3 separate regions of the Homo sapiens genome follow, and regions 1 and 2 are each linked to region 3. Evidence: chromatin loops called from intact Hi-C (ENCODE). Cell type or tissue: CD14-positive monocyte. All regions are shown on one strand. Region 1 overlaps RUBCNL (rubicon like autophagy enhancer). Region 2 overlaps RUBCNL (rubicon like autophagy enhancer). Region 3 has its middle 18 kb from the start of RUBCNL.

Evidence for each region. A loop is a pair of places that touch in the nucleus more often than their neighbours do. Peaks named below come from ENCODE experiments on the same cell type or tissue, not always from the same donor. Only the 100,000 strongest peaks of a DNase experiment are listed, where the experiment ranks them.
Region 1: it touches region 3 in a loop (2.3-fold over the local background); 3 of 110 quality-filtered maps call a loop at or near these places.
Region 2: a loop joins it to region 3, with 2.4 times the contacts of the local background. A loop is called at or near these places in 4 of 110 quality-filtered maps.

Annotation. Positions count from the first base shown.
Region 1 is chr13:46,336,377-46,344,376 of GRCh38, reverse strand. RUBCNL (rubicon like autophagy enhancer) reads left to right here. Exons shown (of 15, transcript NM_025113.5): 15 at 880-8,000. The coding sequence ends at 992. Among named protein-coding and RNA genes, the nearest start is that of LINC00563, 43 kb to the right of the region's middle. RefSeq lists an enhancer at 5,186-5,265. In CD14-positive monocyte, no CTCF peak of the experiment used is centred here; DNase peaks (open chromatin) are centred at 2,856, 3,206, 4,126 and 5,076; H3K4me3 peaks cover 3,134 bases; H3K27ac peaks cover 4,876 bases.
Region 2 is chr13:46,351,876-46,359,875 of GRCh38, reverse strand. It overlaps RUBCNL (rubicon like autophagy enhancer), which reads left to right. Exons shown (of 15, transcript NM_025113.5): 9 at 245-390; 10 at 3,380-3,444. Among named protein-coding and RNA genes, the nearest start is that of RUBCNL, 31 kb to the left of the region's middle. In CD14-positive monocyte, no CTCF peak of the experiment used is centred here; DNase peaks (open chromatin) are centred at 3,815, 4,955, 5,545 and 6,895; H3K27ac peaks cover 4,589 bases.
Region 3 is chr13:46,400,904-46,408,903 of GRCh38, reverse strand. No RefSeq gene overlaps it. Among named protein-coding and RNA genes, the nearest start is that of RUBCNL, 18 kb to the right of the region's middle. RefSeq lists an enhancer at 7,096-7,185. In CD14-positive monocyte, no CTCF peak of the experiment used is centred here; DNase peaks (open chromatin) are centred at 3,253, 4,023, 4,483, 4,823 and 1 weaker place; H3K4me3 peaks cover 2,857 bases; H3K27ac peaks cover 4,855 bases.

The DNA of each region.
Region 1 (8,000 bases), 65 kb after region 3:
TGTTGTAGAGACCACATGGCCCTCAGGGTCTAAAACATTTGCTATCTGGCTCTTTACAGAAAAGGTTGCCGACCCTTCTGTGGTATTAGTGCCCGAGAGAATCCCGTGTTCTGTAAACTCTGTTTAATGGGAGAGATCCTGGTAATGAACTCTGCCTTCACCCTTGATAGGGGCATATCCTCCTCTCAGGCCACTCCAGTGTTGTCTCCCCAACCCTTTAGGCAGTGTTGCAGGACTGGCTCCCCAGCAAAGAGACTCTGGGGCAGAGACTTGCCTACAAAAAGTTTCATGTTCTTCAACTTAATACCTGTAGGGGTGTGCAGGCAGCAAGACTGGGAGAGGGAGAAGTTGAACTGTGGTGGGGTTGCAGTGGAGCCCTCAGCTCATCTCACGGGGAGCTCTGGAGTTTGGTGGCCTTTCAGCATTGTTCCAAACTGGGGACAAATTGGGGCCGGCCTACTCACTATATAGTGATCAGTCATTGAATGCAGGCTGGTGCCAGGAAGGGGACAAAGCAGCTTTCTCGATGTAGGGCCATATCTAGAGAAACAATGTGGCTTCCCAAGAGTTATCAGCCACCACCTCTCTTGGCAGCTGGGGAAACGCCTGCCTCAGTGCTTGAGCAGATCCAGGGGGCACTGCAGTGTCCGTTACATCAGGCTCTCTGAGCCTCCTGTTCATGACCTGTTGGAAGAGTCCAACAGGTCTGCTGAAATGTGACCTGCTGAAACGTGCGTTTCAGCCTGGCTGGTTTCTTTTTAGAAGACTCTGGGCTCTGGATTCAGACCCCTCTCCCTCCCTAGGATGGAGACGAATGTCTGCAGAAATGTGAGAAAACAAGATAGACCGTTTGCTAACGGCTCTCTTCCTTGCTTGCAGCGTGCAGGGCTTGCTTTCACAAACAGTGCTTCCAGTCCTCCGAGTGCCCCCGGTGTGCGAGGATCACAGCGAGGAGAAAACTTCTGGAAAGTGTGGCCTCTGCAGCAACATGATGCCCCTGAGTACTGTGAAAAAGACTGTTCAACATGCCTTATGATAACACCGATTTGTGTCTATTATTGGTGACATTGTTTTAGATATTGGGTATTGTATATTAAGGAAAAAGATGGTCTATATTCTCTTTATTGCATATACTTAATGTTTCAAAAGAATGCAGATTCTGTGTTTAAGCACAGGGCTGATAGTTGTGGTTTTGTTTACAAATGTTCTGTTTTGGCTGCTATTGGTTTTTTAAAGAGGTTTTTTATACTTTTGTATTTGAATAGTTATGTTTCACTGATGCTGAGCCAGTTTGTATGTGTGTGCATATATGTGAACTGTAACTGACAAGATGAATTACTCAGTTTCTCTTTCTCTAAAGCTTGTTTGATGAAACTGGTTGGTCCTTTCAGTGAACAAAAATATGACCCCAAATCTGTTTGCTCTGGCTTTTATTTCTTCAGGAAGCAGACTTCCACTTAAATGCCATTTTGTGATTGTGTCAATCATACACATTTTATTTACTTCAGAGTTTGAATAGAGAGTACACATTTCTTCTGCAGATTTATTTCATGATGAGTTTGAGTTGCTTAGCAGGGCGTGTGGGTCCCGTTGAAGTGCAGTTTGAAGCAACTGCTTCTAGATGGCACTCTTTCAGGTGGCACAAATTGAACCTGTATTTGTCATCTCTGTTCCACACACTGCAATGTCAAGGGATGCAGAAGTGAGTAGAATTCCATCCCTGCCCTTGAGGATCTTGCTTTAACAGATGTAAAACTGAACATAAGGTATTTGCAGATTTAAACGAACTGGGGGAAATAATGAACAGTGTGATTCTAGTAATAACATTAAAATCATAGACATTGACTAATAAGGTTAAATGAATCACAAAACCTTTATGAATTTCTTTTTTCTAATAGTTCTTATATGTTTTCCTGAAACATGTGAGCCTATTCTTTTTTCTTCTACTTTCTATATACTTTCTCCCACTTGAGAAAGGGGCCTTGAGGCTGGGTCCCTTCATGGTATACCTTTAGACTGAACGGTTTGCAACCTAGGGCTTGGGCATTACATTCCCTGGGATTCACATGCCCTAACTAAACCTACCTTGATTTTCTCAGACAGCACAGGCAGGCAATAAAGCGTCACAGATTGTCCCCTAACCCCATCCAGCCATGTGTATGAGTGTGTTTTATTCAATGGGATAGTACTGAGCACATGAAAGAAATGAATGACTTCTGTCAATCTCTTTTCATTCAGTCTTCTCATTCTGTCAATTGTTTTCTCATCCGCAGTGCCTCTGCCAGAACTGTGCTCACATCCATTATTTAAGCCAGATCTTTTCTAAGTATTATAGAAGTGTAGAGGCACATAGAATAAATAAAACCAGACTTCAAACAATGTTTCATTCTTGCCCATTGCTCCTATTCCCTGTTAAGAATCAAGGGTAAGAGTGGTATGTTCACATTCCTTTCTGAGGCAGATGTCTATATCTCCATTTACAGGCAAGGAAACTGAGGCCTAGAGAAGAGAAATAACTTTCCTAGGTTCCCACAGGAAGTGCATGATGGAGCTGGGGTTGACATTCAAGTCCACCTGCCTCCAAAGCCCATGCTTAGGCCCTGCTTCTTTTGTGGTGTCTTTTCAAGACAAAGGAGTAAAAACAACCTTAACTGGTAAGTGTTGCTCCAACTTGCAGAAGTGGCATTGGGCAGAGTGTTTTCTCACATCAGTGTTGATTTAAGGCAGCTGCTATGGCTCAAGCATTGCTTGAAGGGCTCTGTGCTCAGGGTTTGTATGTTTGTAAGGCACTGATGAGCCTGTGTGTGTTACATATCTTTGATATTAAGGAAGAGTGCACAGCAGTTGCCAGGAAGTGATGCTTTTGATTTTCTATTTTGAGGAAGAATGAGGTCATTTAAATAACTGCAGTATGGGATTTGTCTGAGACTTTGTTCCTCTCCAATGTGATAATAGAGGCTTCTTCCCAGGAAGGCACCTGTTAGGGAAGTGATCTTCAGCCCACATGGAGCACCCCATAAGGAAGTAATTAGTTGTGGCATATATAGCTGTTTAATGGGTCTTCCTGATTGTGTGGGTTTTCTGTTCAACTCTTCCTTGGCTGCCGGAAAGAAGATGAATGCTTGGTCAGACCATTACCCACTGTGAGGCATCAGTTGCAGTGCTGTAAAGGTCAGTGATTCATTTTCTGCCTCTGCACTCTTCACATGGGCAATTCCAGTAGTGTGTCATTTACAGTCATGATTCTCAACTGCAGGGAGGAAGTTACACCATCTCAAGGCAGAGGCTATAGGATGAGGAGGAGCAAGCCATCCCAAAGATGTCTGGTGTGTTGACCTGGGTGAGAATTATTGGCCACAACTTCAGATTAGATCCCAAATATGCCACTTTCTACCTACCCATGGTGACTTGGTGCTCTAGTTTGGCTTGTTTGACTCCTGCAAACCTCATGGTGAAATTTGATCCCCAGTGTTGAAGGTAGGCCTAATAAGAGGTGTTTGGGTCATGCGGGTGGATCCCTCAAGAATAGCTTGGTGGCACCTTTGTGGTGATGAGTGAGTTCTCACTCTTAGTTCCCATGAGAGCTGGTTGTTATGAAGCCTGGCACCTCCCTGCCCTCTCTTTGCCTCCTCTGTTTCCATACAAGGGGAGTCTGCACACGCAGGCTCCCCTTCCCCTCCACCATGAGTGGAAGCAGCCACAAGTCCTAACCAGAAGCAGATATTGGTGCGATGCTTGTACAGCCCGCAGAACCATAAGCCAAATTAACCTCTTTTCTTTATAAATCACCCAGCCTCAGGTATTCCTTTATAGCAACACAAATAGACTCAGACACTGGGGAAGCCATTTAAATTATCTAAGCCTCTGTTTGTAAAATGAGGGATATGACTCTCTGCAGTTGAGATAAGGATTAGAAATGAAAATGAAGCACCCACTAAAAGGCCTGGTACAAGCAAGGGCAAATGGTAATAATGAGGTCTAGACAGATTACAAACTGAGTCATACCCCTTATTTTCTGTATCTCTGGGTAAGTTACTCCCTGGGTCTCAGTTTATAATCTGTAATACAAGGATTAGAACAATAGCTACTGTTGTGGGTTGAATTGTGTCCCATGAAAGAATATGTTAAAGGTCTATGCTGGTGTCTGTGCTGTGGCCTTTTGGGAAGTAGGGTCTTTGCAGAGGTGGTTAAGTTAGGATGAGGACATAGTGCATTAGGATGAGTTTTGATCTAGTGACTGGTGTCCTTATAAGAAAAGGGAAATTGAGAGAAGAGAGAAGATGCAGGGAAGAAAAAAAGCAGAGGTTGGGGTGATGCATCTACAAGCCAAGGAGCACCAAGAATTGCTGGCAGCCCCCAGAAGCCGGAGAGAGGCAGGGGGCAGATTCTTCCTCAGAGCCTTAAAAAAAAAACCCAACATGGCTGACCCCTTGATTTCAAACTTCTGACATTGAGAATTATGAGAGAATAAATTCCTGGGGTTTTTTTGTTTTGTTTTGTTTTTGTTTTTGTTTTTTTGAAATGGAGTCTTGCTCTGTCACCCAGGCTATAGTGCAGTGGTGCGATCTCAGCTCACTTCAACCTCCGCCACCTGGGTTCAAGTGATTTTCCTGTCTCACCCTCCCGAGTAGCTGGGATTGCAGGCGCACGCCACCAGGCCTGGATAATTTTTGTATTTTTAGTAGAGACGGGTTTTCACCATGTTGGCAAGGCTGGTCTCTAACCCCTGACCTCAGGTGATCTGCCTGCTTCGGCTTCCAAAAGTGCTGGGATTACAGGCCTGAGCCACTGCGCCTGACCCTGTTGTTTTAAACCACCCAGAGTGTGGTCATTTGTCTGAGACTTCGGAATTCAAACCTGCTGGAAGGAACGTGGTAGACATGTCAGGAAGGGGTTTGACATTCAGTTTCTGCCCCCAGGTCTGAGCCTGCATGGCTGGCTTAGCCACCGTCAGATGCTACCTGCAGGAAGCCTTCCTGAACTCATCGCCAAAGGAGGGTGAAGTGTGTCATTTTTAGAAGCGTGCTTCCTTAAAACAAGCATTTAAGGATCTCTGTCTTTAAATAATTTCTCAACTGGTATGGGAAGGAAAACCGTAGTTCCCCTTTTTCACTTCACTAGAAACTAAAACAATACTTTTATGAGTAATGCTGAGGTAGCAGGCTGCAGACACAATTGGGAAGCTTCAGCACAAACATGAGAAATCGAGAACCTTTGCATCCTCGCATATCTGGGCAGCTCTCCAAGCCAAGGGGACTGAGGATTGAAGAGCTTAACCACATAGGTTAAGCAAATTGTGTATTTTTCCTTGCACTTTTTTTTTTTTTTTTGAGACAGGGTCTCGCTCTGTCGCCCAGGCTGGAGTGCAGTTGGCGTGATCTCAGTTCACTGCAGCCTCTGCTTCCCGGTTCAAGCGATTTTCCTGCCTCAGCTTCCCTAGTAGCTGGGACCACAGGCATGTGCCACCATGCCCAGCTAATTTTTTTCTGTTTTTGGTAGAGACGGGGTTTCGCCATGTTGGCCAGGCTGGTCTCAGAAGTGATCTACCCGCCTCGGCCTCCCAAAGTGCTTGGATTACAGGTGTGAGCCACCGCGCCCAGCCCTTCCTTGAACATTTTCTGGCCTCTGCTTGTGCTTCCAGGCTTCTTTCTCCCCAGGGCTGCCCCCTCTTTTCTAGTCCTGCCGTGTTCCTGCCTCCATGGTCTTGTTCTTCTTGCATCCCTTGCCTGGGATCAGGACTGCCCTTTCATCCTGGAAAGAGGCCCTGCTCTGGCCTTCCTCGGGCTACGTACATCCCCATTGGTGAGGAGACAAAGGGCAAGCGCACCCAAAGCCCCCACCCCTCCTGTTAGATCAAATGGAGCCCCAGACAGAATCCCCTGCCCTGTGGTCTCAACCCCACTTTTAGGGCTGCTCAGGTCTTTCCCCTGGTCCAGCCTCCTGAAAGTGAACTGCGCTGCTAAGACCAAGAGGCAGCCAAGGGGCAGCTGCTTGTAGGATGGAGCCAAAGTGGGAAGAGAGAGGGGCAGGGGTTGGCCCAATGCTAGCTATACCTGAGCCACCATGCTCCAGAGCAGAGCAGTGAGGAGTCAAAGATTTCAAAATTCAAACCTGCTTTCTCGGGTCCTGATGAAGGGATATTCACCATGGTAGGAAGATAAAACATATTTCAAATTTTAAATACTTGGATATATGGCATGTGGACCTGTATTTGTACTCTTGCATGGGCTCTGCAGATGGGAGTGGTGGGCGCTTCCCCTTTTCATCTCCCTCCCGATCTTGCCCATTCTTCAGCGTACTGCACGTGCACACACATGCTCCCTTCTCCTTACACTCTGATATCTGCATTTACCTCATTATTCTACTGGGGACAGCTCTCTGAACTTTTGGCAGCCTTTGATCCTTTCTATCTGCCCTTGAAAGTCTCTTGGAAGCTATGAGAGAGACTTTATTCTCCCTTTGCTCCTGCAGCCCCTGAAGGTCCACATTCCTGAGGGCCCTACCCAGCTCCCTGAGTGATTGTTTGAAATAGAACTACTCAGGAGTGCGGTGCCTGCATTGGACTTTTTACAAGCAAGAATAAACCTTTATTTTGTTCAGTTCCTGAGATTTTTGTGGGGCTGGTTCCTACAGTGTAACCCACCCTACTCTGACTAACATAAGATGTCCTGATACCTGTTGTCCAGGGGATGAGTACTGAGGGAACAGGTTTGTCACTGTCGTAGTCTGTTTAGGCTGCTATAATAAAATACCTTACGCTAGGTGGATAATAAACAACAGAAACTTACTGCTAACAGTTCTGGAGGCTAGGAAGTCCAAGATCAAGACAACAGCAGATTTGATGTCTATTGAGGGACCACTTCCTGGTTCATAGATGGCACTATCTCACTGTATCCTTACATGGTAGAAAGGAGAGAGAGCGGACCAGGCACGGTGGCTCACACTTGTAATCCCAGCACTCCCAAAGTTGAGATATATGCCTCAGGCTGAGACAGGCATATCACGAGGTCAGGAGATTGAGACCATCCTGGCCAACATGGTGAAACCCAGTCTTTACTAAAAATACAAAAATTAGGTGTGGTCGCAAGTGCCTGTAATCCCAGCTACTCGGGAGGCTGAGGCAGAAGAATCGCTTGAACCAGGGAGTTGAAGGTTGCGGTGAGCTGAGATCACGCCACTGTACTCCAGCCTGACAACAGAGTGAGACTTGGTCCCCCCTCCCTGCCCCCAAAAAAAGAAAAAGGAAAAGAGAGAGAGAGAGAACCCCCTGGGGTCTGTTTTACAAGGGCACTAATTCCCTTTGTGAGGGCCTCACCCTCATGACCTAATCACCACCTAAAGGCTCCACCTCCTAATACTGTCACAATTGGGGGTTAGGTCTTCAACACATGACTTTTGAGGAGATATAAATATTCAGTCCATAACAGTCATGCAGACATCAAAAACTATTCTACTCCTCTGAGTTATCCATATTATCTAGTATTCCTTACATTAAAAAATAAAGGAATATGCAGAGAGAAAAAAATTCTTTAACCTCACATTCCTTTCCAGTTCTACCTCTATGATCTTCTTCACAGCAACATTTTTGAAAGAACAGTTTTTAATGTTTGCCATCGCTTCCACACCTCTTTCTTCCTTTACCTACAACAATAGCATTTCCATCTCAACCATTCTACCCAAACCGTCAAGGTCACTAGCAATATCTAAATTCAGTAGTCACTGTATTGTCTTCACCTACCTCTCTACCACAGTTGCTTGCATTCTTCTTAACAAAAGAGAATACTGTTTTATAATAAAATATAATAAAATAAAAAAGTCTAGCTAAGAAAAGCTAGACTATAATGAATTTCATCATATTGTGGTGGTGATTATCTCTGTATAGTGGGATTAGAATAATTTTCAAAAATTTTCTTTGTAAATTTTACCATATAGACTAGATATCATTTTAAATAAATGATAGATCATTTAAACTAATGACAAATTACAGATGATAAATGAGA
Region 2 (8,000 bases), 49 kb after region 3:
TCTGGAAATAAATGAACTAAAAATACTAAGAAAAGTGATCTCATCTGGGTGGTGTTTAAAGCAATTCTCTTGCAGATGGCTTTAGAGATGTGGAGGGCTCTTGGTATGCCCTTTAGTTCAGTTAAAAGCACTGTTAATTTTTCATGGTAAATTTTAATGTTGGAAATACATTTAGATGTTTCTTTAATTTAAATTCTTTGAAATATGCTTAAGTTGTTCCTAAATCATTTTATGTCTTATGCAGGTCGTAAATGAAGAGTGTGTCCGAAAAGACTTTGAATCCAGTATGAATGTAGTACAGGAAATTAAATTTAAGTCTAGGATCAGAGGGACTGAAGACTGGGCTCCTCCTAGATTTCAAATCATATTTAATATTCATCCACCACTCAAGTAAGTATGGGCTGTTGCTTGGGCCTCCAATCCATTTAAATCACATTGTGACAGATCCCACCTGACTCTATGGCAGTAGGTGAAAAAAATACATATGCTAAAGAACACAGGAAAATTTGTTTTAGGGAAAGGAAAGTTGGCTGTATTTTCTGGCTTAGGTTTTTTTTTTTTTTCCTCTTGTTTACCATGGACTTTTGGGGGCTCTGTAAGTTTTGACAAGTTGAGAATTCAGCTATGCAACCCTAATTGTCAATATTGCGTAGCAACTGAAAATTAAATAGGCTTAAAGGGGATTTTTAAAAGTGGCTAATATCAAAACTTAAAAATTATATACAATAATTTTTTAAAATGTGTTTCCTTTTTAAAAAAATTAGAGATGGGGTTTCACCATGTTGCCCAGGCTGGTGTTGGACTCCTGGGCTCAAGTGATCTGCCCACCTCAGCCTCCCAAAGTGCTGGGATTACAGGTGTGAGCCACCTCGCTCAGCCTATGATAATTTTAAAAGACTGGACCACTTTATCTTCCAGAACAATCAGTGTGAAATAAAAATGAATGAATAAACTTCTAAAAAAGGAACATTTAATCTTAGGGAAAGCACTTATAGTTAAGAAATGTTACAGAGGCCGGGTACGGTGGCTCACACCTGTCTATAATCCCAGCACTTTGGGAGGCCTAGGCTGGGGTCAGGGATCACCTGATGTCAGGAGTTTGGGGTCAGCCTGGGCAACATGGTGAAACCCTCTCTCTACTAAAAATACAAAAATAAACTAGGTGTGGTGGGTGCAGCCCTCTAATCCCAGCTACTCGGGAGGCTGAGGAGCAAGAATTGCTTTAACCCAGGAGGCAGAGGTTGCAGTGAGCTGAGATTGCACCAGTGCACTCCAGCTTGGGTGACAGAGCGAGACTCGATCTCAAAACCAACAAAAGAAATGTAACAAAATGTAAATAAAAATATGTTTGTTCTCTAAGAAGTAACAAAAGTTCTAAAAGACAAAACAACTAAGATTATGCAAAAAAGGAAATAAACCTATAAATTTAAAGTAATAGTTTAATTGTAATTTGTTCCGAGACTATAGGACAGATTATGATCAAAGATTATACACAAAACATTTTAACCAAGTATAATTTTTCCATCCCTCTTGGTTTGTATTCAATTTGGTGTGCAAACTGCCAAGCATTACAAAGGGACCGGTGAGGGTTGTTGACTGTGCCCAAGGGACTGGAGAGAGGTTGACTCTGCCCCACGGAGGTGCCTTATAGACTAGATCTTTCTTTTGTTTTTCTTTTTTTGAGAGAATGCCAAGAAAGTCTGTGGGGCTGCTTGGGCAGAACTCCCTGTCTAGGCATCGTGAGAGGTTGCTTTCCTTAGCCTGGGGTATCTTTTCTTTAGGGGTTTCCTAGGTCCTCACTATGGCACCTGGGCAGAGATTTAGCATATTTTTACCTTGGCCATCTTTTGCTGATCCTGAACTGTAAACAAATTTTACAATTTCCTTGGTATTTCCAAGTCACATGTAAAACTATGGGATAAACAGTTCAATAGAAAATCCCTCAGGCCGGGCACAGTGGCCAATGCCTGTAATCTCAGCACTTTGGGAGGCCGAGGTGGGCGGGATCACCTGAGGTCAGGAGTTCAAGACCAGCCTGGCTAACATGGCAGAACCCTGTCTCTACTAAAAATACAAAAATTAGCCGGGCATGGTGGTGCATGCCTGTGGTCCTAGCTACTTGGGAGGCTGAGGCAGGAGAACTGCTTGAACCTGGGAGGTGAAGGTTGCAGTGAGCTGAGATTGCACCACTGCACTCCAGCCTGGGCAACAGAATAAGACTCCATCTCAAAAAAAAAAAAAAAAGAAAGAAAATTCCTCAATGGAATGGAATATCTCTTACCAGAAATGATTTGATTTCTTTGTCTTACGTTACCTCTTATTCGTCTAAATTTCTTTAGATCCATTTGTGAATTTCCCAAGTGCATCATCTTTTGGTGTATGGCCTCCCTGAGCTGTCTTCCTTGTATAACATGTCTCTGGTTCTCTCTGGAGCTGGAACCCTGTACACGGGCATCGAGACCTCCCTAAAAACCCCTTGGAGTTATCAGTGACGCTGACTTCTGCTTTGGTTTTAGCAGAAGCTTTTTTTTTTTTTTTTTTTTGAGACGGAGTCTCACTCTATCGCCCAGGCTGGAGTGCAGTGGCGCGATCTTGGCTCACTGCAAGCTCCGTCTCCCGGGTTCACGCCATTCTCCTGCCTCAGCCTCCGAAGTAGCTGGGACCACAGGTGTCCACCACCACGCCCGGCTAATTTTTTGTATTTTTAGTAGAGACAGGGTTTGGCCAGGATGGTCTCCATCTCCTGACCTCGTGATCCGCCTGCCTCAGCCTCCCAAAGTGCTGGGATTACAGGCGTGAGCCACCGTGCCCAGCCTAGCAGAAGCTTTTAAAGAGATGTAGCTTTAAGGCTGGGCACGGCGGCTCATGCCTGTAATTCCAGCACTTTGGGAGGCCGAAGTAGGGGGATGACTTGAGGCCAGGAGTTCGAAACCAGTGTGGGCAACATAGAGAGACCCTATCTCTACCAAAAAAAAAAAAAAAAGTAAATAAAGCCAAAAAAAGCTAGCTGGGCATGGTGGCGTGTACATGTAGTCCTAGCTACCTACACAGGAGGCTGAGGATTGCTTGAGCTGAGCCGAGGAGTTTGAGGCAGTAGTGAACTATGATCATGCCAGTGCCCTCCAGCCTGCGTGACAGAGCAAGACCCTGTCTCAGGAAAAAAAATGAAAAATAAAAAAAATTAGTCATAGCTTTAAAAGACCCAGGGATTTCAACTAGAAAATTGTATTGAATAAATCTATTTCTTTCCCAAATGAAAAGTGACAAAGTTAAGGCCCTTAGTTAGAAAAGTATCACGATGGCAATTTCTTTTCTAATTAGTGAAAAATGTGCCATTGGCCTTCTCTGAAATGTAACTAGTATTATTTTTCGTATTCAGGAGGGACCTTGTGGTGGCAGCCCAGAATTTTTTCTGTGCCGGCTGTGGAACTCCAGTAGAGCCTAGTAAGTACGGATAATGGATCGCCTGCTTATGATGTGATGACAAGGTCCAGAATAGCAAAGTAGGGCAGCGCATTGCTTGTGTGAGAGATGCCTTTGATGAGAAGTTGTTATAAGAGCTTCAGAGAAGTTGCCCTCCTTTTCATGAGGAGTCCATCATGACTGACAAGGCTGTGTGATCAACTAGGACCGAGGACACCAGGACCAGCCTCCTAGTTCTCTCCCTGTTGGGCATCAGCTCCAGCCACGTGGCCTCCTGCTGCCCCTTGAAAATGCCAGGCTCACTTCTGACATATTTGCGTTTGTGGTTTTCTCTCCCCCAAATGCTCTCTCTGCAGACACCCCCATGACTAATTCCTTTGCTTCTTTCACATTTTCACTCCAAAGTCACGAGGTCTTCCCTTGCTGCCCTATCTAAAATACCTGTCTTGCCCCACTGCTGGCCACAGACAATCCCATGAACGCTTTATATTACCCATCCTTATTTTTTTTCTTTATTTTCTTGCACAATATTTTCTTAGAAGTTCCTTCTTATTTTGTATTCTTAGCACAGTCTTTCTAAAATAGTCTCTTATATTTTACTAATATGTCTTATTATTATCTGTCTTCAACACTAGATTATAAGTTCTGTGAGGCCACATGTGTTGTCTGTTGTATTTATTACTTTATTTCCAGCTTCTAGAAGAGTGCCTGGCACATAGTAGGTCTTCAAAAGATATTTGTTGAGTAAAGGAATGGCTTAACAAGGAGCTAGCCAAACTTCTCTGAGAGTTTGAGGAGGTAGCCTGAGAGGATCATTCCTGGGCCAACTGAGGCCTAGAAGATTAGGCTTTCCTGGGCCAGGCACGGTGTCTCCCACCTGTAATCCCAGCACTTTGGGAGGCTAAGGTGGGTGGATCACCTGAGGTCAGGAGTTTGAGACCAGCCTGGCCAACATTGTGAAACCACATCTCTACTAAAAATACAAAAAAATTAGCCAGGCATGGGTGGCAGGCTCCTGTAATCCCAGCTACTCGGGAGGCTGAGACAGGAAAATTCCTTGAAACCAGGAGGCAGAGGTTGCAGTGAGCCGAGATCACACTATTGTACTCCAGCCTGCATGACAAAGTGAGACTCCGTCTCAAAAAAAAAAAAAAAAAAGCTCGGGCTTTCCTCAGTCAGAAATGCAAGTTTCCCCCTTGAGACTGGGAATCACTTGTTCTGCTCTGATGGTACCTGTATGTCTGACCTGCAAAAGGCTGGAAAGAGGAGCTTTGTGGAAAGAGTTCCCTTAGCCTTTGATAGTCGGTTTTTGAAGGAAAAAGACTATGAGGAGCTCCTACTTCAAGAGATAAAAATAGCAAGCAGGAATCGATCTGGGCTTCCTCTCCTACACTGGATGATAATGCCTGACGGGCATCACCATTGTTGCTGATTTTCTTTGAATGAGTCATTTTCCCAGCACATCTAGTGGGGAACATGTCTCTTTGGTTAACCACTGTATCCTGGCGCTTCTGTAAATATTGAATGCATGAGTCAGAAACTGTACACATATGACTATCGCTCCACCAACTTTTTGTTATTTCCCTAAGCTTGTTCAGGTATGGAGATGTGTGTCTGCACTTTTGTACAGTGGCCTTGCCCTCAGGGAGCTTGCTTATCATCTTTTAGGGAAGATACACTCATCAGCCAAGTAAGTGTATGTAACACAAAGTGATGTACGTAACAAAAGAGTCAAGAGTGCCGTGGGATTTACAGCAAGGGAACTTCATCTGAGCTTGAGAAGCTGGGAGTAAGAGGTTTCATCGGAAAGTGATTGCCCACAGAAGTAGGGGTGTTCGTCATGTGCAAAGGGCCTGTGGCAAGTAAAAGAAACCCTGTGTGGCCAGAGAGTAAGAATAGGAGGAGAAAACATGCTGCAGATGTAGGCGGGGCCCAGATTGTAGACAGCATAGAAATAATTTTGGGCTTTTCCTGTTAAATTCCTCTAGCTTCTAGGATACATTTTTTTTAACTTTTGTCTTTGAGATAATTTTAGATTTACAGAAGAGTTGCAAAAAGAGTAGAGAGAGTTCCTGTACACCCTTCACCCAGCTTCCTCTACTGCTAACATCTTACATAATCATAGTTTCAACCTGAGAAATTAGCATGGGGTACAGTCCTATTAATGAAACCCCAGGCTTTATTCAGATTTCACCAGGTTTTCAGTAACATCCTTTATCTGTTTCAGAATTTAGTTGTCATGTTTTCCTTAGTCTCCTTCAATTTCCACACACTGAACATGACATTTTACCCTTTACTAGTTCAGTATATCCCAAAAATAAGGATAAGAAACAAGTTATCACACCAAAAAAATTAAAAACAATTCTCTATATTGTCTACTTCCTAGTCCTTTTTGTTCTTAAGGTATCATTTATGGCTATTTTTTCCATCAAGGTTGCAATCAAATTTCATACATTGCATTTAGTTATTGATTCTCTTTAGTTAGCTTTATTCTAGAACTGCACTATGCAGTATGGTAGCACTAGTCCACCTGGCTATTTAAAATTAAATTAATTGAAATTAAGAATTCAGTTCCTCAGTCACACTAACTACATTTCAAGTACTCAATAGCCACATGTAACTCATGGCTACTGTATTGGACAGCACAGATATAGAACACTTTTATCCCCATGGAAAGTTATACCGGACATCTCTGTTCTAGAATATTTCTCTTCCACCCAACCCCCTGATGCTGACTTTTCATAAAATGAGGACAATTGTGTTTTGGAGCAGGATTTCTCAACTTCAGTACCATGGACTTTGTCGTGGGGGGTCCTGTGCACTGTAGGATGTTTAGCAGCATCAGTAGGTGCCAGAAGCAGCTCCCAGTGGCCACTGAAAATGGCGCCAGACATTTGCAAATGCCCCTTGGGAGGCAAAATCACCCTTGGCCAAGAACCACTGGTTTAGGTCACTTTGTATTCTGTTTTAGTTAAAGGACTTAGGAAATTAAAAAAGATGGACATTAGTGTATTCTGTATTGATAGTATAACAGCATGTATTCAATGAAGTTTGATGAATGAGTGAATGGATATTGAGTGTGTGTTGAGGAGTAGATGAAACTGTTGCTACCAGAAGCTCACAGGTGCCTAACCCTGAATTTCCCCCAGGAGCAGTGGTTCAGTATTGACTAATTCAGTGTTCATGGCGACTCTAGAGAACATAACTATCATGAATAACAAAAAACAACTCTTTATTTGTTTGCTTTTAAACATCAACTCAGAGTGTGACCTGGGTCTGAGGGACAATTTGGGCAAGTGCAAAGGCGTTAGCTCCCTCTCCCTTTCCCACCATCGAATGCAGCGGAGGAGGAGTGGGACATGATGGCTGTGGGCTGGAGCTTTCGCAGTCCAGGCTTGGGTTGGAATCCTGCCTGCCTACATACTGTTCGTGTGGCCCTGCGTGTTGCCTAACTTCAGTGTCTTGTGCTTTCATCAGTGAAATAGGGGAAATAACTGTCCCTCTCTCACAGACTTTCGAGCACAGAATGACATAGTAAATGTAAAACATTTAACTGATCTGTGGCACAGAGTAAGTACTCAGCAAGATTCATTTCTGTGGTCGCTCCCAGCCAGGCCTTGTTTATTTTTTATTTTTATTTTTTTGAGATGGAGTTTCACGCTTGTTGCCCACCCAGGCTGGAGCGCAATGGCGCAATCTTGGCTCACTGCAACCTCTGCCTCCCGGGTTCAAGCAATTCTCCTGCCTCAGCCTCCCAAGTAGCAGGGATTACAAGCATGCACCGCCACTCCAATCTAATTTTGTATTTTTAGTGGAGATGGGGTTTCTCCGTGTTGGTCAGGCTGGTCTCAAATTCCCAACCTCAGGTGATCTGCCCACCTCGGCCTCCCAAAGTGCTGCGATTACAGGTGTGAGCCACCGCACCCGGCCAGGCCTTGTTTATTTTTAAAGCCATTATTTGGAAATGATCTTCAGAATCTACAGTGTACGGGTTCTACAGCAGCTGCTTTCCCATCCATGATTTCATTAATCCTCCCAGTATATGGCAACTAAGATTTCTGTTATGCTGTATGGTATTTTAGTTACAAAGACGTACATGACTCAAACTATGAATGATAAATATCAAACTTGGTTCATGTCAGAACCTAGTGTTGAGGGAGGGGCACATAGAAGACTTCAACTGAATTGTTTTCTTTCTGAAGCTGGGTGGTGAGTGCACAGGTATTTGTTGCATTAGTTTTTATACCTTTTGTTTGTTAATGTATTTTATTAGACACATTTCCAAAAGTGGTCAATGAGTGTTTATTTTAGTAGGTTAGAAAGTGCAGTGGGCGTGGTGGCTCACGCCTGTAATCCCAACACTTTGGGAGGCCAACATGAGTGGATCACTTGAGGTCAGGAGTTTGAGACCAGCCTGGCCAACATAGTGAAACCCCATCTCTACTAAAAATACAAAAATTAGCCGGGCATGGTGGCACGCCCTGTAGTCCCAACTACCGGGGAGGCTGAGGCAGGAGAATCACTTGAACCCAGGAGGGAGAGGTTGCACTGAACTGAGATCATGCCACTGCACTCCA
Region 3 (8,000 bases):
GTTTTCCCCTCACAGTATAAACAAAGCCACCAGGATGTTTGAACTGGGTGGAGCAAACTGGAGCTCTGCAAAGCCTCTGTAGCCAGACTGCCTCTCTAGATTCCTCCTCTCTGGGCAGGGCATCTCTGAAAGAAAGGCAGCAGCCCCAGTCAGGGGCTTATAGATAAAACTCCCATCTTCCTGGGACAGAGCACCTGGGGGAAGGGGCAGCTGTGGGCACAGCTTCAGCAGACTTAAACGTTCCTGCCTGCTGGCTCTGAAGAGAGCAGCAGATCTCCCAGCACACTGCTCGAGCTCTGCTAAGGGACAGACTGCCTACTCAAGTGGGTCCCTGACCCCTGTGCCTCCTGACTGGGAGACACCTCCCAGCAGGGCTTGACAGACACCTCCCAGCAGGGGTCCACAGACACCTCATACAGGAGAGCTCTTGCTGGCATCTGACAGATGCCTCTCTGGGACGAAGCTTCCACAAGAAGGAACAGGCAGCAATCCTTGTTGTTCTGCAGCCTTTGCTGGTGAAACCCAGGCAAAGGGGGTCTGGAGTGGACCTCCAGCAAACTCCAGCAGACCTGCAGAAGAGGGGCCTGAGTGATAGAATGAAAACTAACAAACAGAAAGGAATAGCTTCAACATCAACAAAAAGGACATCCAGACAGAAACTCCATTTGAAAGTCACCAACATCAAAGACCAAAGGTAGATAAATTCATGAAGATGAGGAAAAACCATTGCAAAAAGCCTGAAAATTCCAAAAACCAGAATACTTCTTCTCCTCCAAAGGATCATAACTCCTCGCCAGCAAGGGAACAAAACTGGATGGAGAATGAGTTTGACAAATGGACAGAAGTAGGCTTCAGAAGCTGGGTAATAGCAAACTCCTCTGAGCTAAAGCAGCATGTTCTAAACCATTGAAAAGAAGCTAAGAATCTTGAAAAAAGGTTAGCGGAATTGCTAACTAAAATAAGAGTTTAGAGAAGAAGTTAAATGACCTGATAGAGTTGAAAAACACAGCAGGAGAACTTTGTGAGGCATACAGAAGTATCGATAGCTGAATTGATCAATCAGAAGAAAGGATATCAGAGACTGAAGATCAACTTAATGAAATAAAGCATGAAGACAAGATTAGAGAAAAAAAAAATAAAAGGAACAAGCAAAACCTCCAGGAAATATGGGGCTATGTGAAAAGACCAAACCCACGTTTGACTGGTGTACCTGAAAGTCACAGGGAGAAAGGAACCAAGTTGGAAAACACTCTTCAGGATATTATCCAGGAGAACTTCCCCAACCTAGCAAGACAGGCCAACATTCAAATTCAAGAAATACAGAGAACACCAAAAAGATACTCCTTGAGAAGAGCAACTCCAAGACACATAATCATCAGATTCACCAAGGTTGAAATGAAGGAAAAAATGTTAAGGGCAGCCAGACAGAAAGGTTGGGTTACTCACAAAGGTAAGCCCATCAGACTAACAGCGGATCTCGCTGCAGAAACCCTGCAAGCCAGAAGAGAGTGGGGGCCAATATTCAACATTCTTAAAGAATTTTCAACCCAGAATTTCATATCCAGCCAAACTAAGTTTCATAAGCGAAGGAGAAATAAAATCATTTACAGACATGCTGAGAGATTTTTGTCACCACCAGACCTGCCTTAAAAGAGCTCATGAAGGAAGCACTGAATATGGAAAGAAAAAGCCGGTACCAGCCACAGCAAAAACATACCAAATTGTAAAGACCGTTGATGCTATGAAGAAACTGCATGTCTGTGTAGTCATTCATGATACATTATGAATCCCCAATAATTATAAACCATAACTAATGTGAACAATTCAGCTAAATTATAGATGTTATTGAATAGCTCTATTTCAAATACCAATCTCTTCTTTTTGGCTAGTGCTTCTCATGTCCTGTTTAAATAATCTTTGTTCAAATCATTATGGTATTCTCCTCTGTGCTCTTTTAAAAAGCTTTATTAAGTTTCACATTTAGGTCTGTGATCCACCTCAAATTTATTTTTGTGTATGGTGTGAGGTGACGGTCAATGTTCAGGTCTTTTCCACATGGATATAAAAATGCCCAAGTACCTTTTGTTTGAAAAAGCCACTCTTTTTGTTGTTGTTGTTGTTTTTTTTTTGAGACGGAGTCTCGCTCTGTCCCCCAGGCTGGAGTGCAGTGGCTGATCTCGGCTCACTGCAAGCTCCCAGGTTCACGCCATTCTCCTGCCTCAGCCTCCCGAGTAGCTGGGACTATAGGCACCCGCCACCACACCCGGCTAATTTTTTGTATTTTTAGTAGACATGGGGTTTCACCATGTTAGCCAGGATGGTCTCGATCTCCTGACCTCGTGATCCACCCACCTCGGCCTCCCAGAGTGCTGGGATTACAGGCATGAGCCACCGCGCCTGGCCTGAAAAAGCCATTCTTTCTCCCATTGAATTGCAGTGCATCTTTGTTGCAAATCAAGTGGTCATATATATGTGGCTCTGTTTTTGGATTTTCTCTTTTGTTCCACTGGATTATTTGTCTATGGAAACCTTTAACATTAATTAGTCAGTTATATTCCTTTTCTAAGTTTAGAAGGAAGAGATGACCCAAGTTTAATACGTAACTAAATTATAAAGCTATGCATAAAATTTTGAGAAAAGTTTCTGGGAGGTGAAAAGTTGAATTGCATAAAACAATACTTGATAGGCCAAAAAATGATCAGTATGGAAGTATTCTAGTCTTTTCCCACTTTATGCACCCAGTGAAGCAAATCCTGTAATTTCTCATTGAGTTTCTCTCACTTTATCACTCTATGCTTATTGGGAAAGGGTCTGAAAAGTCAATCTGCATAATAAAACAGAGAAGCATGTTGGGAGAGTTTAGGTGGAATTTGAGACAGAGTGATGCTTGGGAGTAGATTCTGGGTGTAAATAAATTGGAGGGAGGCGCAAAGGTGTTGCAGGATAGATGAGCCCCCAAATTGGGGCTTAGCCCGAGAGGGTTCTTGGCTTTGCCTAGGAAGGAATTCAAGAGTGAGCCAGTGGTATTAGCAATTTTTTGTTGAATGGCACTGCTCCTTGATAAGCAGGGCTAACTTACAGTCAGGGCAACCAAAGTTGGCAGCTATGGACTGTTGGCAACTCTATTTATATCCACTTTCAATTATATGCAAATTAAGAGGTGGGCTAATGCAAATTTAGGGGCAGGTTATTCATAACTTTCTAGGAAAGGGGCAGTAACTTCTGGGTGGTTGTCATGGCATTTGTGAACTGTCATGGTGCTGGTAGGAGTGTCTTATGCTAATGAGCAGCTAGGGATCACTTTTCTGGCCATCTGCTGGTTCCTGCCAGTTTCTTTACTTTACCATGGGGACCAAGAAATAAGTCCTGCCAGTGGTCTCCTACTTCAACTAAATGTGGTGAAGTAGGGTAGAGAGTTATGATCACCTCTGATGATCCTTTAAAAATGCAAAGAAAGAGTTTTGGTTGCATTATAATTATTGCTGTTTTTTTTTTTTTTTTTTTTTTGAGACAGGACCTTGTTCTGTCACTGAAGCTGAAGTACAGTGACACAATCATGGCTCACTGCAGCATTAATATGGTTGGTTCTTGAAATGTGTTTAAGTAGATTCGATGCCATTTCAATTTCATAAGAAAGCATAAGATAGAGTCACAGGAATAGAAACTGATTAGGGAAAATTGTGCTGCTTTAAGAATTATGTCCATTGCCACTTCAACCAATCCACATAAGCAAAATAATCTAATCTCATGAATTTTTCAGATAAACATGATTACATTAAATTGCTTTCTTTCCAATAAAGGCTAATTAATACATGTTTTCAAGTAAATTTAGCAAAATTTTAATTACTTTATGAATTGTATAATTAAAAATCAGAAAATGTCATTCATCAGGCTATATCCTCATTTTTGGTTCTGAAAATATTACTACTATATATAAAGAAATATGAGCCTCTCTTGAACTTGACAATAAGCTGAATAAGCTCCCTTCCTTCCTTCCTCCCTCCCCCCTCTTCCTTTCTCACTTCCTCTTTCACTCCTTCCCTCCCTTTCCTCCCTCCCTTCCTCCCTTCCTGCCTTGCTTCTTTCCTTTTCCTTCTTTTTTGATGTTACTGTTAATCCAGTAACTACTATAGTGGCCTTAGAGACTGTGAGACGCATGACTCTGCTGCTGGAGTGTGAACCAAAGAAGCAATGATGGGAATCTTCCATCATCAGAACAGCAATAGTGGATATAAATATGGATCTGGGTTGATAGAGGAGAAGCAAAATGTTTAATTTATACAACATGATCCCATTCCTCTTGGACGTGAACTGAAGAAATAGTTGTGGTGAGCTAGGAAAAGTACGCCAAGGACTTCTGAAGAAGAATCTCTGATTACATCCTAAGGAGAGTTAGCCGCACTTCAGAGCTGGAGAGAAGCACACAGCACCCTCCCTTTGATTGCAGTCACTCCCTGGTCACTGTCCTAACAAATTAAGCTAATGGTGGGGGTAGGGATGCTGAAGGAAATGCCACATCATGTTCCAGATGCCCTTTCTGCCCTGGGGTGGTGATGGTGGCTACAAGGGGGAGGGAATGAGGTTAGCAATGAGAGAGGTAACTGAGGTTGAACTTTTTTTTTAGAAGAAAAAGTTATTTACTCTAGTTTTTTTGTAGTAAGATCTCTGTATTCTGATAAAACTCCATTCAATTTCACAAATGTTTGTGGAGCTCTCATTATGTGGTAGGCTCTGTGTCAGTTGCTGTCGAAAATATAGACACAAACACTAGCTACTGTGTGTTGAGTAACTTCCTGTAAGAAGTGGCACTTGGAGAGTGAGAGACACTTGGGAGGAGGCTCTGGGTGTAAATGAAGCTGAGGGGAGGGGAAATGGAATGCAATAAAGTAAGACTGAGAGTCATGAGTGCGATTGCCTTTGATGGTCCTCAAGTAGTGCAAAGAGGCTGGGCACGGTGGCTCACGCCTGTAACCCAGCACTTTGGGAGGCCTAGGCAGGCAGATCACCTGCGGTCAGGAGTTCAAGACCAGCCTGGCCAACATGATGAAACCCCATCTCTACGAAAAATACAAAAATTAGCTGGGTGTGGTGGCAGGCACCAGCTACTTGGGAGGCTGAGGCGGCAGAATTGCTTGAACTCAGGGGCAGAGGTTGCAGTGAGCTGAGATTGCGCCGCTGCACTCCAGCCTGGGCAACAGAGTGAGACTCTGTTTCAAAAAAAAAGAAAAAAGAAAAGAAAAAAGTGCAAAGAAAGAGTTTTGGTTGCATTGGTTGCATGATAATCATTGTTGGTTGTTGAAGTATGTTTAAGTAAATTACTTTACCTCCTTAATTCCCCCACCAAGTCTTATCATAGGAAGGTAATTCTATTGACAGAAGAGAGAAGGAAAGCTCATCTGACTTTAATACATTACTCAAAGTGGAGCCAAGATTTGATATAAGATTTTCAGATTTCAGATTGAATGCATCTGCTTCAATCACTAAAGGACAGAAAAAGACCTTAACACAACTAACAGGAATATAACCTGGAGAAGTATGAGTGCTGAGAACGCAGGTGTGGGGCACAGGAAAAGGAATATTTTGAGTCTCCTTCCTGGAAAGAAAGTGCTTAGGGGAAGTTTCTAATTTCCAGAGGCTTAGAAGAGCACAGATAAGGGAATGGTGACTCTGCCAGGAGAAACTGACTATTGCCTGACCACTGCTCAAACTAGGGTGAGCTCAGCAAAGACGCAGGGCCCACAGAGAGCCCTTGGTGAGGCACCACTCTCAGGACTTGCAAATTTAAAGGGCGATTCAGGTGATGGACAGGAGGAAAAAGAGAAAACAGAAACTGAAGAAGATGGAGAGGTTCTTGAAGAGGAATGCTTCAAGTTACAGTGGCTTGACTTCTTGATTCTGTCTTAATTCCAAACAAGGTTATCATGAGGATATCTCAGGGTTTTTGTTTAACTATTAAACAATTGATTTTATTTTGATCTCACCAGTTTTCTTGTTGATGTTATTTTTAACTAAAAATGTTATTATAGTAAAATGTACATAACATAAAATTTATCATTTTAAACCATAAAGATACACCCAGTCTTAATTGTGGAATGAGTGTCATTGCAATGGCAGGAAGGATGGGAGAATCCCAAAGCTCCGTGAGCTCCTGCCATACCTCTTCACACCTCCCATTCATGCTGTCACCATCAAAACCGGCCTTGGAGACTCTTGGAACTAATCTTATCCTGCCGCTTACACAGTGGTGTGCTGAAGGCCGGTTGTTAAACACTTATCAGCACCCCACTGTTGTTATCCCTGTTTAAGTCAAACTTTATATTCCTCTCCCCTCCAATTCCCCACCAACCACCACCTCCTCTCCCTCCCCTTTCTTATCTTCCCCCTCTCTCCCCTTTTCTTCTCCTCTTGCTTCTCTTCCTCCCATCCTCTCCTCCTCCTCCTTGTCCTCCTCCTCCTCATCTCCATCATCATCACCATCATGAAAGCTATGGTGTATTCAACATCTACCACGTGCCAGGCACTATCCTAAAGTGCTTTACACATGTTACTTAACTCTCACATCACGTCTGTAAAGCATGTATTTTTTTCCTTTTTTTTTCTCTCTCTCTCCTTTTTTTTTTTTTTTTTTTTTTTTTTGAAATAGGCTCTCACTGTGTTGCCTGGGCTGGAGTGCAGTGGCTCAATCATGGCTGACTGCAGCCTCAAACTTCTGGGCACAAGCAATCCTCCCACCTTAGCCTCTCAAATAACTGGGACTACAGGCGTATGCCACCACGGCTGACTAATGTTTCAAAATTTTTGTAGAGACACAGTCTCACTGTGTCACCCAGGCTGGTCTCGAACTCCTGACCGCAAGTGATCGTTGGGAGGCCAAGGCCTCGTAAAGTGCTGAGATTACAGGTGTGAGCCATGGCGTTCAGACTTAAAGTATGTATTTTGATCATAATAGCTACCATATATTGGATATGTAGGGGCCAAGAGAAAACTTCCCCTTTGCCCTCTGAAGTTTCCTTGAAAAATCAACTTGCAAAAGACAGATAATTGCAGAAGATGTTTACAAATTTATTAATATGTACATTGGCAGAATCACAGAATGATTACCCAACCCCCAGTGGAGTACAGAAGGTTACAGAAAGCATGGGGGCTCAGAGCATGGCCAGAAACAGGTTCTGGTAATAAACCAGGTTATAGTGGCAAGGTAAGTTATATGAGAGAGAGAAAAAGAGGAAGGAGGAGCTCTGGCTAGTAAACGTGGTCTTGTTCATGTAAATAAAACCTCACTGGTAGAAGCCCTCAGAGAAAATAGAAGGTAAATGTTTCTTTCAGATGTTTAAAGGTGGCAGGCTCTCAGTTCACCTTTCCCACATGTAGACCAGGGAAGGCCTGGTTGCATCAATGCAGATTTTCTGCAGATGCAAATCTCCCCCACAAGACAGCTTTGCTGTCTCCCTGAGCAGCCATCTCAAAATATGTCAAAGAAATATATTTTAGGGTAAAATACTTTAATTTCCTTCAGATGTTTCCTGTGTGCTAGGCACTGTGCTAAGTACTTTACATTTATCATTTCATTTATACTATAAAAGGGTGTGTGTGTGTGTGTGTGTGTGTATCTATCTATGCTATGATGACCAAAACAAAGGCTAGAGTCCTGTGTTTCTCTCTCCGCAACGTCAATTTAAAATATTCTCTCAGATCTAGTCTTTTTAGTCTAAAAAGAAAATAAAATTTTTAAAAATAGTCAAATTTATGACTCTGCAACCTCCCTTCACATCGCAAGATTATTTGAAGAAAGGCAAACTGGTCACATTTGGAGAATCTGATATTCTTGGCTTGATGTCAGTCTCAAGGAATGGGGAAGTCAATCCTGCTGCAGACGGCAGGAAAATAGAATTTTTTTTTTTTTTTTTGAGACAGAGCCTTGCTCTGTTGACCCAGGCTGGAGTGCAGTGGTGCGATCTTGGCTCACTGAAACCTCCACCTCCTGGGTTCAAGTGATTCTT